Regions from separate parts of the Homo sapiens genome. Here all the other regions are linked to region 1. A link is a contact called in ENCODE Hi-C or POLR2A ChIA-PET data. All regions are on one chromosome and are shown on one strand. The core of a region is the stretch at or near the end of the contact, and the rest is flanking DNA. Distances in the headings are between cores, read along the strand shown. Region 1 overlaps IFT122 (intraflagellar transport 122). Region 2 has its middle 38 kb from the start of TRH. Region 3 overlaps TMCC1 (transmembrane and coiled-coil domain family 1).

Region 1 (4,889 bases), core at 1,692-4,191:
CCTGGTGGCTGTCCTCCTCCAGGTAGGGTTCAGAGGCTCCTTTTATTTTTTATTTTTATTCTTTTTTTTTTTTTTTTTTTTTTTTGAGACGGGGTCTCACTCTGTCACCCAGGCTGCAGTGCAGTAGTGCGATCTTGGCTCACTGCAACCTCCGCCTCCCAGGTTCAAGCAATCCTCTCACCTCAGCCTCCCAAGTAGCTTGGATCACAGGCACATGCCACTACACCTGTCTAATTTTTTGTATTTTTGGTAGAGACAGGGTTTCACCATGTTGGCCAGGCTGGTCTTGAACTCCTGATCTCGAGCGATTCACTTGCCTCGGCCTCCTGAAGTGCTGGGATTACAGGCGTGAGTCACTGCACCTGGCCCCCAGGGGCTCCTTGCCAGGATTTTAAATTATAGTTTTAGTGTAGTTCTAGGCAATGTAATTTTGAACAACTACTTACTGTCTACAGCCGATGGGAGAGTTTCTGGATGAACAGAGAGAATGAGGATGCCGAGGATGTCATTGTCAACAGATATATTCAGGAAATCCCTTCCACTCTGAAGTCAGCAGTGTACAGTAGTCAGGGTAGTGAGGCAGAGGAGGAAGAACCAGAGGAAGAGGACGACAGTCCCAGGGACGACAACTTGTGAGTGTGTCCCAGTGAGTGGGAACCCTTCTGGTAAGGGCCCAGGCCCCACACAGACTTGCCAGGACAGATGTTAAACTCTTTGGCCAAGGGAGTGCAGGGACTAGGGGGAACTGTGGGTGAAAGCGCCTTCAAAAAAAGGAGACATACCCTTAAAACTTGTGTGTGGGTATAAAGTGATCCTGTGAGAAACTATAGGAAATACTGAAAAGACTAAAGGAGAAAGTTCAACTTTTCTGATAAAACCCCATCCCCTGAGGAAATCACTGTTAGCAATCTAGTGTATTTCTCCTCAGTCTTTTCGTGTGTTCATATAATTAACTAAGTCATATTCTGCTTTTTTTTTCACTTAACATTATAGTGTGAACCCTTTCCAGTAACATTACAAATCCTTCGAAGAACATGATTTTTAATGTCTGAAAAGTGTGCCCTTTTGTGGATGCCCCATCACTCGACACTTCCTCTATTACTGGACACGTTTCTTAGCCTGTTCCCACACTATCCCTTACCTTACCTTGCATTTTCTAGGATGTATATCAGAGAGGAAGCCCTTACCTTAGCCACAGTCTTCACTCCCAAATCCTGGCTGTCTAGTCATTCTTCTCTTCAGTTGAGATTGCCTGTAGGGAAAACATGGGCAGGCCAGAGTGGGGAAAGCTGGGGTAGCCAGGATATCTCAGTTTGGCAGTAGAGATCTAGCTTGAGACTTTCCAAACTGTTTTACATAGTACCTGAGTTTCCTTGGAAGAATCCCACCCTGAGGTCATGGGGGCTGGGAAGTGGGGACCAGTAAAGGAGGAAGGTATGGCTTTGGGTCCCCATCTCAGTGCCTTTGATTGTTTCAACATGAGTTTTTGTTTCATAAAGAATCCTACTGCCCCAGGAGGTAAAAGGGGGTTGAAAATCACTGATCCATCTCACAGGGACTGAGCCCAGCCCAGAGCCATATGTGGCCTCCCCAAGAGGGCTCACTGGTGGGCTGGGCTCCTGGATTGTGTTTGGACTTTGGACATCAGTGCCAGTCACACAAAGGTCATCTGCAGGCTCCCTCATTAACATCCCTCTCGGTCTTTGTCTCTTTTCCCTTAGTTTTGGGTTAGTGCCTATGACATTTGCCACTCTTGGCTGGGTTTTACAAACAAGGCTTTACCTTGCCTGCCTACATATCCAGTGGTGCTACCAGGTTACCACAAGACACTGGGATCAGAAAAGCTGGAATTAATAAACAAAGAGGCAACATTAGGTGGATTAAGACCCAGCCTCAAGGGCTAGGAATGCTTTTCTTTTTTTTTTTTGTGACAGAGTCTGGCTCTGTCACCTGGGCTGGAGTGCAGTGGCACGATCTCGGCTCACTGCAACTTCCGCCTCCCGGGTTCTAAGCGATTCTTGTGCCTCAGCCTCTGGAATAGCTGGGATTACAGACACGCGACACCACGCCGAACTAATTTTGCATTTTCAGTAAAGATAGGGTTTCCCCATGTTGGCCAGGCTGGTCTAGAACTCCTGACCTCAGGTGATCCACCTGCCTCAACCTCCCAAAGTGCTGGAATTACAAGCGTGAGCCATCACGGGCTGCCGCTTTTCTCTTGAACTAGATTCCCAGGTAGCTTGCTCTCCAGCCTCAGGCAAGGGAGTTTCTCCTGTGTGCTGGTCCTACAGTCCCAGCCCCACAGCACTGATCCCCATAGGTTCTCAGTTTCAAAGACAGTTGTTTGTTTTCAGAGCCCATTGCTCTTTTTTGAAAATTAGATTCAGTCAGAAACCATTTCACCTGTGCAAGGACCCCCGCCTGCAGGAGAACCTATTTTTAGGTGTTAATTTTCTTTCTTCAGGAAGAGCAAGCAAGTTTCCCTTCTATTAAAAAATGTCTTTGTGCTGCAAGAGATGTTTCTCTGCCATCTCCCCACATTTTCTAGTATGTAAGAGAAAAGCAGTCTCAATATTGCAGCCTTGCCTATCTTAGTGTTGCTCCCCAGTAAGCTCTGAAATGAGAGGTTTATCTTCTTCAGCTGCAGCAGTGTCCCCAGCACCATAAGGTCATAGCAGGGGACTCAGTGAAACAGCAGATCCCAGGAAGGCTGAACCTCAACTCTGCTTCATCCCGTAAGACTGATTGATGGGTTGGGCCAAATTATAACTTTTGGCTTCAGTAAAGCTGTACAACATTTGGCAACCTGAGGCCAGGACTTCCTTGTTCCTGTTGTTTAAGCCCTTAGAGCTATACTCATCAGCAGGCTGTGGCCCTTCATAACCTCTTTTATCTTCTGTTGATTAGAGAGGAACGTAATGACATCCTGGCTGTGGCTGACTGGGGACAGAAAGTTTCCTTCTACCAGCTGAGTGGAAAACAGGTATGTAGCCCTGTACAAATCCAATTGCAGTCATGCCTGTTATATTTTCATTTTCTGAGATTCTGTTACTATTAATTATACATTATCATTGTTAGTTCCTGCTTATTGAGCATTTGCTGTGGTACCAGATACTGTGCTCACTGCTTTGCATACTTTATCCTATTTTATTCTTATAAAACCCAATGAAGTGGGTACTACTTTCCTTATCAACTTTTTAGAAATGAGTAAACCAGAACTCAGAGCAGTGAAATTATATGCCCAAGATCTCACACAGCTAGTAAATGGTGGAGCCTAGGAGTTAAACCCAGGTTGGTTTGACTTTAAAATCTAGCTCTTAATTTTGACCTTACTTTCCTCTATTCGCTTTCTTTCATTCAACCAGTATTTATGAGTACCCACTCAGGAAAGCCCTTTCATAAAGGAGCTGCTGACATAGAGCTGGGAAAGTGATAGCCTCTACCTGCAAGAGCTCACAGGCTGGCGGAGACACACTTGATAGCAAAGAGCCCCTGTGTGGTGTGGTATGTGACACAATAGAAAGCTGTACAGATAGACAGCTTTTTGGGACACAAAAGAGGGTAACATCACTACTTGGTAGAGATGGGAGGTCTTGTTAGAGGTTATCTTTGAGCAGGCCATCTTTGAGTTAGGCTAAGGACATTGGGAATGGTGTTTCAGGCAGAAAAAAAAATAGCATGTATCAAGGCAGGAAGGAATGAAAATATATGACAGTTCAGAGAATGGTGAGTTGTACAGGGTGACTGCATCTCAGAGTTTGTGACCTGAAAACAGAGCTGAAGAGGAACATGGGGGTATGATTTTTTATTTATTTATTTATTTATTTATTTATTTTTAATTTTTTTCGAGATGGAGTCTCACTCTGTGGCCCAGGCTGGAGTGCAGTGGCTCAGTCTTGGCTCACTGCAAGCTCCGCCTCCTGGGTTCACGCCATTCTCCTACCTCAGCCTCCTGAGTAGCTGGGACTACAGGCGCCCACCACCACGCCTGGCTAATATTTTTTGTATTTTTAGTAGAGACGGGGTTTCACTGTGTTAGCCAGGATGGTCTCAATCTCCTGACCTCGTGATCCGCCCGCCTCAGCCTCCCAAAGTGCTGGGATTACAGGCATGAGCCACCACGCCCGGCCTATGATTTTTTGTTTGTTTGTTTTGAGACAGAGTCTCACTCTGTCGCCTAGGCTGGAGTGTAATGGCTCAATCTCGGTTCACTGCGACCTCTGCCTCACGGGTTCAAGAGATTCTCCTGCCTCAGCCTCCTGGGTAGCTGGGATTACAGGCATGTGCCACCATGTCCGGCTAATTTTGTATTTTTAGTAGAGACGGGGTTTCTCCATGTTGGTCAGGCTGGTCTCAAGCTCCTGACCTCAGGTGATCCACCTGCCTCAGTCTCCCAAAGTGCTGGGATTACAGGCATGAGCTGCCACCACGCCTGGCTGGAGATGTGATTATAAAGGACCTGAGTAGTGTGAATAAGAAGTTTGAACATCATATACTGTAAGTATTCAGGAGCCATAGGTGGCAGGAAGTGGCATCACAGATTCTTGCTTCAGAAGAATAACTTGTTTCCATGGAGGGTGGATTAAAATATAGAGAGCATGGTAGTAGGATGACTTATTAGTAGGCAGGAAATGCCAAGGATTAGAGTAAAGGTGCTGGGTACAGATTTCACACCACAGCCAAGCAAGTGAGAAATGCAACCTGTGCAGTGAAGCCTTTAATTGCGTAGCATCCTTATTCCTCAAAACATGTCATGTAAGAGGGAAGAGTTTTAGATGTGTGTAGCCCAGCTTTTGGGCCATTTCTTCTACCCCTGCCTTACCATTGGTCATTTCTTTTGTATTCGAGTAAAGAAAAGATAAAGGGAGCAGATAATGAAGTATTTTCTC
Region 2 (4,889 bases), core at 1,042-3,541, 470 kb after region 1:
TCCCGGGTCCGTAGCCCACCGTCGCAGGGCCCTGGTTATTTCTGGCTCTGCAGTGCCACCTGCAGGCCATAATTAGATCTGCAGCCTGAGGAACATTTCCCACCTCTAAGGTCTCAAACTAGGAATGAGACTGGGGAGTCTAGCCGGGCCAATGACTCCAGGTGACCAGGAATTGCTAAAGTGAAAAAGTGACCCTAGAAGGTTCTCATAGACAGCTTGGTGGTAAATGATAGGAAACCTCTCTTCTCCCACTGTTCACTTTCTCGAAGCATTAAATTCCTCCTAGGGTTCCAATCCTCAAGTTGCAGGGGTCTCAGAATCCTACCTAACTCCTCTTCCTCCCCACAAGCGTGCTTACCCTGAAGCCTTCCATCTCAGTGATTTCTCAGTCCTGAAATGCTAGAGTCATCTTTATTTATCCTATACCCTACGTTTAGTCCATCAGCAAACCCTGTCTGCTCCATCCTCCAAAGACATGCCTAGAGCCTGACCACTTCACACTACTTTCTCTGCTCTTACTCTGGTGTGAGCCAACATCATCTCTCAATTGGAAAAGATTCCTCCCTAGACATTTCTCCAAAGAAGATACACAAATGGACAACAAACACAGGAAAAGATGCTCAACATCATTAGTCATTAGGGCCATGTGAATCAGAACTGCAGTGAGATACCCTTTCACACCCATTAGCACAGCTTTTATTTAAAAAATGAAACATAACAAGTGGTGGTAAGGATGTGGAGAAATTGGAACGCTTATACATTGTTGGTAGGAAGATAAAATGGTGCAGCTGCTGTGAAAACAGTATGGTGATTTCTGAAAAAGTTAAACATAGGCTGGGTGCAGCGGCTTATGCCCGTATTCCCAGCATTTTAGGAGGCCAAGACAGGAAGGTCACTTAAGCCTATGAGTTTGAGACCAGCCTGGGCAACACGGAGAGGCCCCACCTCTATAAAAAATTGAAAAAATTAGCTGGGCATGGTGGTGCATGCCTGCAGTCTCAGCTACTCAGGAGGCTGAGGTGAGTGTATCACTTGAGCCTGTGAGGTTGAGGCTGCAGTGAGCCGTGATTGTGCCACTGTACTCCAGCCTGGGTGACAGAGTGAGACCCTGTATCTAAAAAAAAGAAAGAAAGAAAAGTTAAACATAGAATTACCATATGATCCAGGAATTCTACTTCTGGGTATATACCCAAAAGAACTGAAAGTAGAGAATCAAACACATACTTATACAACCATGTTCATATCAGTATTCACAATAGTCAAAAGTTAGATATAACCCAAATGGCTATCAACAGATGAGTGGTTCACCATGAGAACCTGATGATGAAATGCAATATATCTATGTAATGAAATACTATTCAGCCATCAGAAGGAATAAAGGAATGAGTACTGATACATCCATCAACATGGAGGAACCTTGAAAACATTGTGTTTAGTGGAATAAGCCAGATACAAAAGGCCAAATGTTGCATGATCCCACTTATATCAAACATCTTTTTTTTTTTTTTTTTTGGAGGTGGAGTTTCACTCTTGCAACCCAGGCTGGAGTGCAATGACGTGATCTTGGCTCACTGCAACCTCTGCCTCCCGGGTTCAAGTGATTCTCCTGCCTCAGCCTCCCGAGTAGCTGGGATTACAGGTGCCTGCCACCATGGCCAGCTAATCGCCCGGCTAATCTTTATATTTTTAGTAGAGACGAGGTTTCGCCATGTTGGCCAGGCTGGTCTCGAACTCGTGACCTCAAGTGATCCGCCCACCTCAGCCTCCCAAAGTGCTGGGATTACAGGCGTGAGCCACCATGCCCAGCCTATATCAAACGTCTTGAACAGGCAAATTCATCAGTACAGGAAGTAAATTACAGGTTACCAAGGACTGCAGGGGGGAAGGGAGAATGGGGCGTTATTGCTTAATGGGTTCAGAGTTTTTGTTTGGGGTGATGAAACATTATGGAAATATAGAGTAGTGATGACTATATGACATTGTGGATGTACTTAACGCCGCTGAATTGAACACTTAAAATGGCTAAAACAATACATTTTATGTTATATATGTGTCACTGGTAAAGGGTCGTGACTGCCAATTGTCCAGGTTCTTGGTGTTTTGAACAAAGAATTGAACAAAACGCCCAGCAAAGCAGAGAAAATGAAGCAACAAAAGAACAAAAGCAGGGATTTATTGAAAACGAAAGTACACTCCACAGCGTGGGAGCGGCAAGAGCAGCGGCTCAAGGGCCAGCCATACAGAATCTTCTTGGGTCAAAATACCCTCTAGAAGTTTCCCACTGGGCACTTCATGCTTACCTCATGTAAATGAAGTGGTAGCCCGTGATCAGTCAGGTGGTTTTTGCAACCAATCAGAGGCTAGGGTGAAGTTACAAAGTTATACTTCTATGCAAAAGAAGACTCAGCTGCAATCAGTCTGATTGGTTGTGGACAGCAACCATTCAGAGGCTGGAGTGAAGTTACAAAGTTGCGAAGGAAGACTCAACAGGCAATCAGTCTGATTGGTTGTGGACAGCCAATTTCCCATCTGCTGTCCAGAAAAGGCTGGGGGTTTGCAAAGGGAGTAGCCTCTGGTCGTTTTTTACTTAGGCATGGAAAGTTAGGATTTTCCTTTCAAGTTAGTTCAAGGAAGTCGGAGTGAGGCATAAGGCTGCCTGCCTTAGGTTCCCTGCCTGCAGACTCTATTCTCCTGCCTCCTATGTTTTACTGCAGTTTTTTTCTTTTTCTTTCTTTTTTTTTTTTTTTTTTTTGAGACGAGTCTTGTTCTGTCTCCAGGCTGGAGTGCAGTGGCACAATCTCGGCTCACTGCAACCTCCGCTTCCCAGGTTCAAGTGATTCTCCTGCCTCAGCCTCCCGAGTAGCTGGGACTACAGGCACATGCCACCACGCCTGGCTAATTTTTGTATTTTTAGTAGAGACGGGGTTTCACCGTGTTGGCCATGATGGTCTCGATCTCTTGACCTCGTGATCCGCCCGCCTTGGCCTCCCAATGTGCTGGGATTATAGGCATGACCCACTGCGCCTGGCCAGTTTTTTTCTTTTTAAAGCAAGGGGAAAATGCTCCTCCCTGGTCTCCCTATCTGCACTCCCCACACAGTAGCCAGAGAGGTCCTGTGAAACTCTGTCACCTCCAGCCTCTGCTCAGAACTGTGTCTCTCACTCCCTCAGAGTAAAGGCCAGGTAGCCCTCAAAGCCCCTCAACACCTGGCCCATGTGTCCTCCCAGTTTCATCTGGGCCTCACTCACCGGACGGACGCTGCCTCCTCGCTGCCCCTCTGACCGGTGAGCGCTTGTGCCCCTGCGGCCTTGCATGGCTGCTCCCTCTGCTGGGAACTTTCTCCTCCCAATATCCACACAGTCCGCCTGCTCCCCTCCTTCAGGCCTTTGCTCAATGTCCCTATTTGGTGAGGCCTTCCCTGGCCACCTATTGAAACCCGTATACTCATCTCCACCCTGGCACCCCAGCCCCTCCCCTGCTTGATTTTTCTCTGGCTGCCCTCAGCTACGTGCGTATTTTAGTTATTTATCTGCTTATTGTCTTGTCTCCTTTCACGTAATTTGAGCTTTAGGAAGGCAGGGATCATTGTCCCTGTCCAGTTCACTGGCACATAGTAGACACTCGACAGTGATTTGTTGAATGAATGAATGTATGAATGAATGCCTACAGTTGGGAGTGGGCAGGCTGTGAGACAACAGAGAGTACGGGGACTGGGGATTACTGGGAGCTCAAGTCCCGGCTAATGCTCTCCAGCTGGTTTTTGTCTCGTGGGAAAGCATGTCATTACTGCCCAATTGACTATTTAAGAGAAGCCAGAAATCTGGATTTTTAGTGAAATTCTCCAATGTTTCAAGCACTGAGAACTAGTGTAGGTTTATAAAACATCTTGAGGACCAAATGATACCTATCTGTGTGCCAAGTTTGGCCCATGGACACCTGGTGGTGGCAAATGGTGGTGGCAAACGGTGGGTGCAGGGTGTTCAGATTTTTCTCCCCATCCCTGCCTCCTCTCCTGGGCTTCAGACCATCCATCTAACCAGCTGCCTCCTGAGCACCTCCACCTGGGTGGCCTCCCAGACTTTCAGAATCAACAGGTTCCACCCTGAATTCATCCTCCCTTACTGTCAACCAGAATCTCCGAGCTCCTCATCTCAGTGACACCCCCAGCCCTCTTCTCTCACTCACCCCCACATCTTGTCTCCTAAATCAATATTTCCCAGCCTGCCCCTGCTGCCTGCCCTGTTCCCAAGGCCCTTGCCCAGGCTCAGGCCATCATCTCACTGGGTGCCTGTTCTCATCGTCTCTTCACTGAGTTGGCGGCTTCACTTTAAGGTATAACTGGGGGAGTGGGTGGAGCACTCCACAATCTGGTCAGCTCAGGTCCTGCAGAGGTCTTGATCCGGCCTTGGGGTAGAGGGATTATACACACACACACACACACACACACACACACACACACGTATATACATATACATATACAAAAACATATATATCAAATATGTATATATAAGTCAAAGTGTAAAAATCTGAAGTGTATAGCATCTACCCTCCTGTGCCACCCACATCAGGGTTTTTAAATAGCATCTACCCTCCTGCACCAAGAAGTAGAACACTTCCAGTTTCCCAGCAGGCTCCCTCATGCCCCTTCTCGGTGAGCACTGTCCTTCCGCTCCCCCAACACGGTTCTGACCTTTATTACTGCAAACCAATGAAACCCCTCCTAGAATTTCACATGAATAGGATCGTCCAGTTAGTAGAATTTTATGTCTGGACTCTTTTTTTTTTTTTTTTTTTTTTTGCTCAGTATAATGATTCTGAGATTCATCTATGCTGTGGTGTGCACAGGTAGTTTGTTCTTTTTATTGTATGGATGCGCCATTGTGTAAATT
Region 3 (4,889 bases), core at 1,057-3,556, 360 kb after region 1:
AAAAGTATTACACTAAATGAAAGAAGTCAAACACAAAAGACTGCATGATCTAATTTTTTAGGAAATTCTAGAAAAGGCAAAACTATAGCAATAGAAAGCAGATCAGCGGCTACCAGAGGCCACCGGTTGGGTAAGAGGGACTGACTGCAGCCAAGGGGCATGAGAAATCATTATTTGGGGGTAATGGGAATGTTCTATATAATGACTGTGTTACTATAAAACTACACATTTTTCAAAACTAGTCAAGATGTACACTTAAAACTGGTGGATTTTACTGTAAGCATATGCTAATAAAGTTGACAAAGCATTAAAGAAACAATGTTATGAAAAAAGTTCTCACTTTGCCCTCTTTCTCTTGAAGTTTTCCAATAAAATCTGCTTTACTTACACTTTTTCTTTTTAACATAAAAGTCTATAATCCCAGAATCACTAGCTGTAAATTCCTTAATGTTCTCTGGTAAAGGCTGAAGATTAAGACAAGGTACATAGCTGCACTGTCAATCTTTACTGCCAACTAGTTTGGGTAATCAGTGACCAAATATTCTTTTTATTTCAAAGATAACTAATATAGGCTGGACACGGTGGCTCATGCCTGTAACCTCAGCACTTTGGGAGGCTGAGGTGGATGGATCACTTGAACTCAGGAGTTTGAGACTGGCCTGGGCAACAAGGCAAAATCTCCTCTCTACAAAAAAAAAAAAAAAAAAATTGGCCAGACATGCTGGCATGCGCCTGTAGTACCAGCTACTCAGGAGGCTGAGGTGGGATGATCACCTGAGTCTGGGGAGGTTAAGGCTGCAGTGAGCCACGATCACACCACTGCACCCCAGCCTAGGTGACAGGGTAAGACCCTGTCTCCAAAAAAAATAAAATGAATATACACATAAATATGTGGTACTTTTCCCCATTTAAATTTTTTGAATTTTAATTCACATCATTATTTTGACAGGTTTAAAGTGATTTACTGTCCATTATCTATATGTTTTAAATATCATATTTAGGTAGGAAAGGTTTAAAGTTCTAGACTCAATATTTATATTTCCAGGTAACTTAATATCCAATAAAAAAAAAACCTTAGGAAAAGTTTAAGGTACTAGACTCAGTATTTATATTTCCAGGTAACTTAATATCCAATAAAAAAAAACCTAACTGTACCGCAAGCAGACACAGAATGAAAACGATCAAACAAAAACCTTAAGGAATACACAAAAGTAATGCTGAAAGATAGTTGAATGGTAACTTACAAGGCAGACCTAGCCCACAAATGTGTTCAGTGTGGCTTGCATATCTGTTAAAAATCAAGAGATTTCCCATCTAGATTTCCAGTTTCTCTTGAAAAAAATCAGAAGCTCTGGCAAGACTGTGCCCACAGTACTAAATTTCAACCATCAGCTAAAGCTAAGACATTGCCTCTGTTAAACAAAGCAGGAACTCCTCAGTTTGTCCAAGCTCCATAACACCTAAGTTCACTCATTGTCACTACCTGCATGGCTACGCGTACCTGAGTTTTCAAACCCTAGCAGGACTATTTCTTCTATGTGCCTCAACTAACCATAACTGAGAGTTATATGGAAAAAGTTTCTCCTAGATTTAATATGCCTGGTTTTGGGTAAACCCAAAACAATCTGTTTATTAATAGTACACTATAATAATGTATATGCTCTACTGTGGCATGCAAAATGTAAAATGAATGCTGCTGATGTACTACAAAGTATATGAAAATTATAACCAACTTAGTGTACTTCCATGGTAAGCACAAACTCAGATTCTAGAACTTTATTCACTACATTCATTAATGTAAGAAAGCCATCTCCATGTGCAAAATCAAAACAATAAGAAACAAAGCATCTTTATTGCTCTACCATAAAACTGACCCTCAAATATACAGAAAGAATACATGAAATATACTTAAGGTTTTAACGAAAGGATAAAATAAAATATAGCACTATGTTAGGAAGGAAATAGGAATATAATTCTAAGCATTCATTCATTAGCTATAATTATTATTTACCCATTTGAAAAGGGGAAAAATTCTTTTACCACAACTTTAAGGTATTTGCTGAGATATCTTTTTAGTTACCAAAGGAAAGTCTGGAGAGTCCTAGGTATGAAAAACAGTAAGTTAACAGAAAAACAAAATCTTACAAACTTACCCGCTCCGCAGTTCCCTCCTCTCCTGGTAGACATGCAGCAGCAGCAGCAGCAGCAGCACAAGCTATTTCCATCATAGCAGAGCTGGTAGGTGCATCAGTTGTGGATGAAGACCTGGGTCGGCCTGACTGCATAACAGCTGTCATCTCCTGACCAGACTTCCTGTTGATTTGGGGACTTCCCTTTGGGGCCTCTGGCTTGCCCCGCCTACTATGCAAGCTTGTCCCTCTCTTCATCTTGGGTGGCACTCGAATCTGCTGCAGGACACGATTCAGAGCTGTGGGGTGGGTGGGGACACCATCAATCTCAGCACATGCGTTCTGGCTTTCCAGATCCATTTCAGGTTCTGGATCTGCCTGAATTTGCTGCACATCATGTGGAGACACTGATGACCTCCTGCGCTGGTGCTGGAAGAGATGCTTCAAGCCTTGGCCAATCACGTTAATGTTCTCCAAAGCATTGTGGGTCATTTTAGACAATTTTTGTTCTGATTCTGTCTGCTTTCTGGCCTCTGCATCTTGGGATTTGCCTCCAGGATCAGGGTCCTCAAATAACTGTTCACTGCCCGAAGGCTCCATCAGTAGACTTAATATGCTTATTTGCAAACTCAAAAAAATTTTTTAAACACACCAAGAGTGTCAAATTAGGTAGGCATTTGCTTCAACAGTGACTACGCATGCAGCTGTGAGACGAAGGCTTCATGCCTATCTAATGTTAAAAACAAAAAAACAAAAAAACAAAAAAAAAACCTTATATTATAAATCCATGCAGAAACTCCAGTGTTAAAACAAAGAAAAACATGCTACTGGCCAAACAAATAGGCACTATCATTAAGCAATCTTTAATCAGAAGATTAAAAGACAGTTTTCTAGATAGTGGGTAATGATTATTTTTTAGAATGAGAGAAAAAGCCCAGAACAAGTCCATAGGAAATTAAAACAGCAATGTTCAAAAGCAAAAATCCCTACAAGATTCAATATATACAGAATTAGATATTAGAGGAGCCATCTTGGAATGGACACTATAATGGTAGTTGACAGAACAGCCATTGCTTGGGAAATCAAGAGAAGAGACCATCCAATAGGTTTACTCTAGCTGAGGCAATTTAATCCCTCTCATTCATAACCACAGTTAATTATTCACAGGCTGAAACTCAGTATAATCAAAGAACAACAGTGAGAAATGGATATCCCAATCTAACTATATGTGGATTTTAATGGAAAAGTGTGTTACCATTCATATTCATCAAGTTCACTGGTAACTAGAGATGACAGGTTTGCTCTTTTGAGAAGAGAATGGAAATAAAAATCCTGTAAGTTGAATTCTCTGCTGAAGCACAAATGACCTTTCTGGCACCATATGAGTGAATGGTTCAGACAGAATCAGAATCAGAGACTAGAGCTTTGCTCAGTACCAGCTATCAAGAAAGGAGATTCAAAGAAATCCCTTTCTCTATAGTGTCATCCCTGACAGAAGCTTCCCATATATCCATACAAACTCAAAAGCAAAGTAACTGGGTAGGATAGAAAAGTAGAGAAAAAGAAAGGTCAAACAGCAAACATATACCAGTATTAAATGCAAGAAATTAAAAGGAAGCTGAAACTAAGAGATGTAAAATCAACGCAACTGCCATGGTTACTAAAATCACATGCAAAAAAAAAAAAAAAAAAAAAGGGAGGGGGGGATGGGAGATGATGAGATTTTTCCTAATAGAAAGTGTTTATTTTTGTACTGTATTTGTGCAAATATATAAGACAAAATTATATACATGCACAGAAGCTGCTACAGAATGCAAAATATGATGTAGGAGGTTATTTCCATATTTTTCTTTAAATTTTTGTTTAAAGGACTTTAAAACTCCCTACACTACCAAGTACTTCAACAATTTAAGCCACTACCAATGAAGCACCATGGTGCTCCTGTTCTGGGAATATGTGGACTTGCTGCCACCAAGTGGCAATCTAGAAAGCCATAAATTAGCTGAATAAAAGAGTTCCCTGTGAACTCAAGGCTACTAGAGTTTAGTGGAACAGGAATGCAAACTCACTAAAGTTTTGTTCCTGATGACTACTCTCAGAAGACTTTTTTCAAATATTTTATGGGCACTGTCATTGTGGCTCCACTGTCCATATTCTTTCATGCCTGTGATTCCATTACCTAATCTCTTCATAACAGAGGAGCATAAACAGGGAGACAGGGATAAAGACATTTGTCTCTCTCTAGTACCTTCCTACTTTCTAAATGCCACAAAATTGTTTGTTCCTAAATTAGGCAAATGAATAACAACCATGAGAATGGAAGTTTCATTGCCTTTCACCCAAATTCTTTGTGGCTCCACTGAAATCTAGCCATCCCACTATGGCCTGTTACCCTTTTCCTGATTGTGCATTGGTTTTGTTCATATCTTTCCCTTTGGGAGAACCAAGAAAGAAACCCTTGCCCTTATTAGATCAATGACTGTCTTGGCCTCTGGTGTGGTTTTCTGGTGCTCCTTGTGGGCAAAAATTTTGCCAATAGTTTATATATTTAATTATCCCCTTCTAACCAAATATGAAATAAACACATAATACAATGTTACTCTGATTTTTAAAAAAAATAGTAATTATCTCACCATTCCTCATGAGTTTGTCTTGCTGGCTAATAGTTACTGAAAGAATTGAGTTTCTCAGAGGAAAAGGGCTAATGTAACCAAAATAATCCCCTATCAGTGTGTATCAACTCATCTCTTCTTGCACTGG

Evidence for each region. Hi-C counts contacts between places; a loop is a spot of excess contacts on that map. ChIA-PET counts read pairs that join two places held with the same protein, here RNA polymerase II (POLR2A). Pooled maps may share reads with other maps.
Region 2: a pooled map of right lobe of liver shows a loop between it and region 1 (2.2-fold over the local background). The contact joins two enhancer-like sites. A Hi-C loop is called at or near these places in 13 of 168 maps with a recorded cell type or tissue (CD14-positive monocyte, HAP-1, Ramos and 8 more), 1 of 37 single-sample maps with no recorded cell type and 3 of 50 pooled maps.
Region 3: a map of left ventricle myocardium inferior shows a loop between it and region 1 (2.6-fold over the local background). The contact joins two enhancer-like sites. A Hi-C loop is called at or near these places in 28 of 168 maps with a recorded cell type or tissue (CD14-positive monocyte, K562, Ramos and 19 more) and 7 of 50 pooled maps. POLR2A ChIA-PET finds 5 or more read pairs at or near these places in 2 of 52 experiments (A673 and activated T-cell).

The regions. Positions count from the first base shown.
Region 1 is chr3:129,466,435-129,471,323 of GRCh38, forward strand. It overlaps IFT122 (intraflagellar transport 122), which reads left to right. Exons shown (of 30, transcript NM_052989.3): 8 at 456-632; 9 at 2,908-2,983. Among named protein-coding and RNA genes, the nearest start is that of IFT122, 29 kb to the left of the region's middle. Within about 2 kb of position 2,942, at least 2 of the 41 ENCODE cell types and tissues checked have a DNase peak (open chromatin) inside an H3K27ac peak, as active enhancers do.
Region 2 is chr3:129,934,625-129,939,513 of GRCh38, forward strand. No RefSeq gene overlaps it. Among named protein-coding and RNA genes, the nearest start is that of TRH, 38 kb to the right of the region's middle. Within about 2 kb of position 2,292, at least 13 of the 41 ENCODE cell types and tissues checked have a DNase peak (open chromatin) inside an H3K27ac peak, as active enhancers do.
Region 3 is chr3:129,825,650-129,830,538 of GRCh38, forward strand. TMCC1 (transmembrane and coiled-coil domain family 1) reads right to left here. Exons shown (of 7, transcript NM_001017395.5): 4 at 2,154-2,859. The coding sequence starts at 2,729. Among named protein-coding and RNA genes, the nearest start is that of TMCC1, 66 kb to the right of the region's middle. Within about 2 kb of position 2,307, at least 3 of the 41 ENCODE cell types and tissues checked have a DNase peak (open chromatin) inside an H3K27ac peak, as active enhancers do.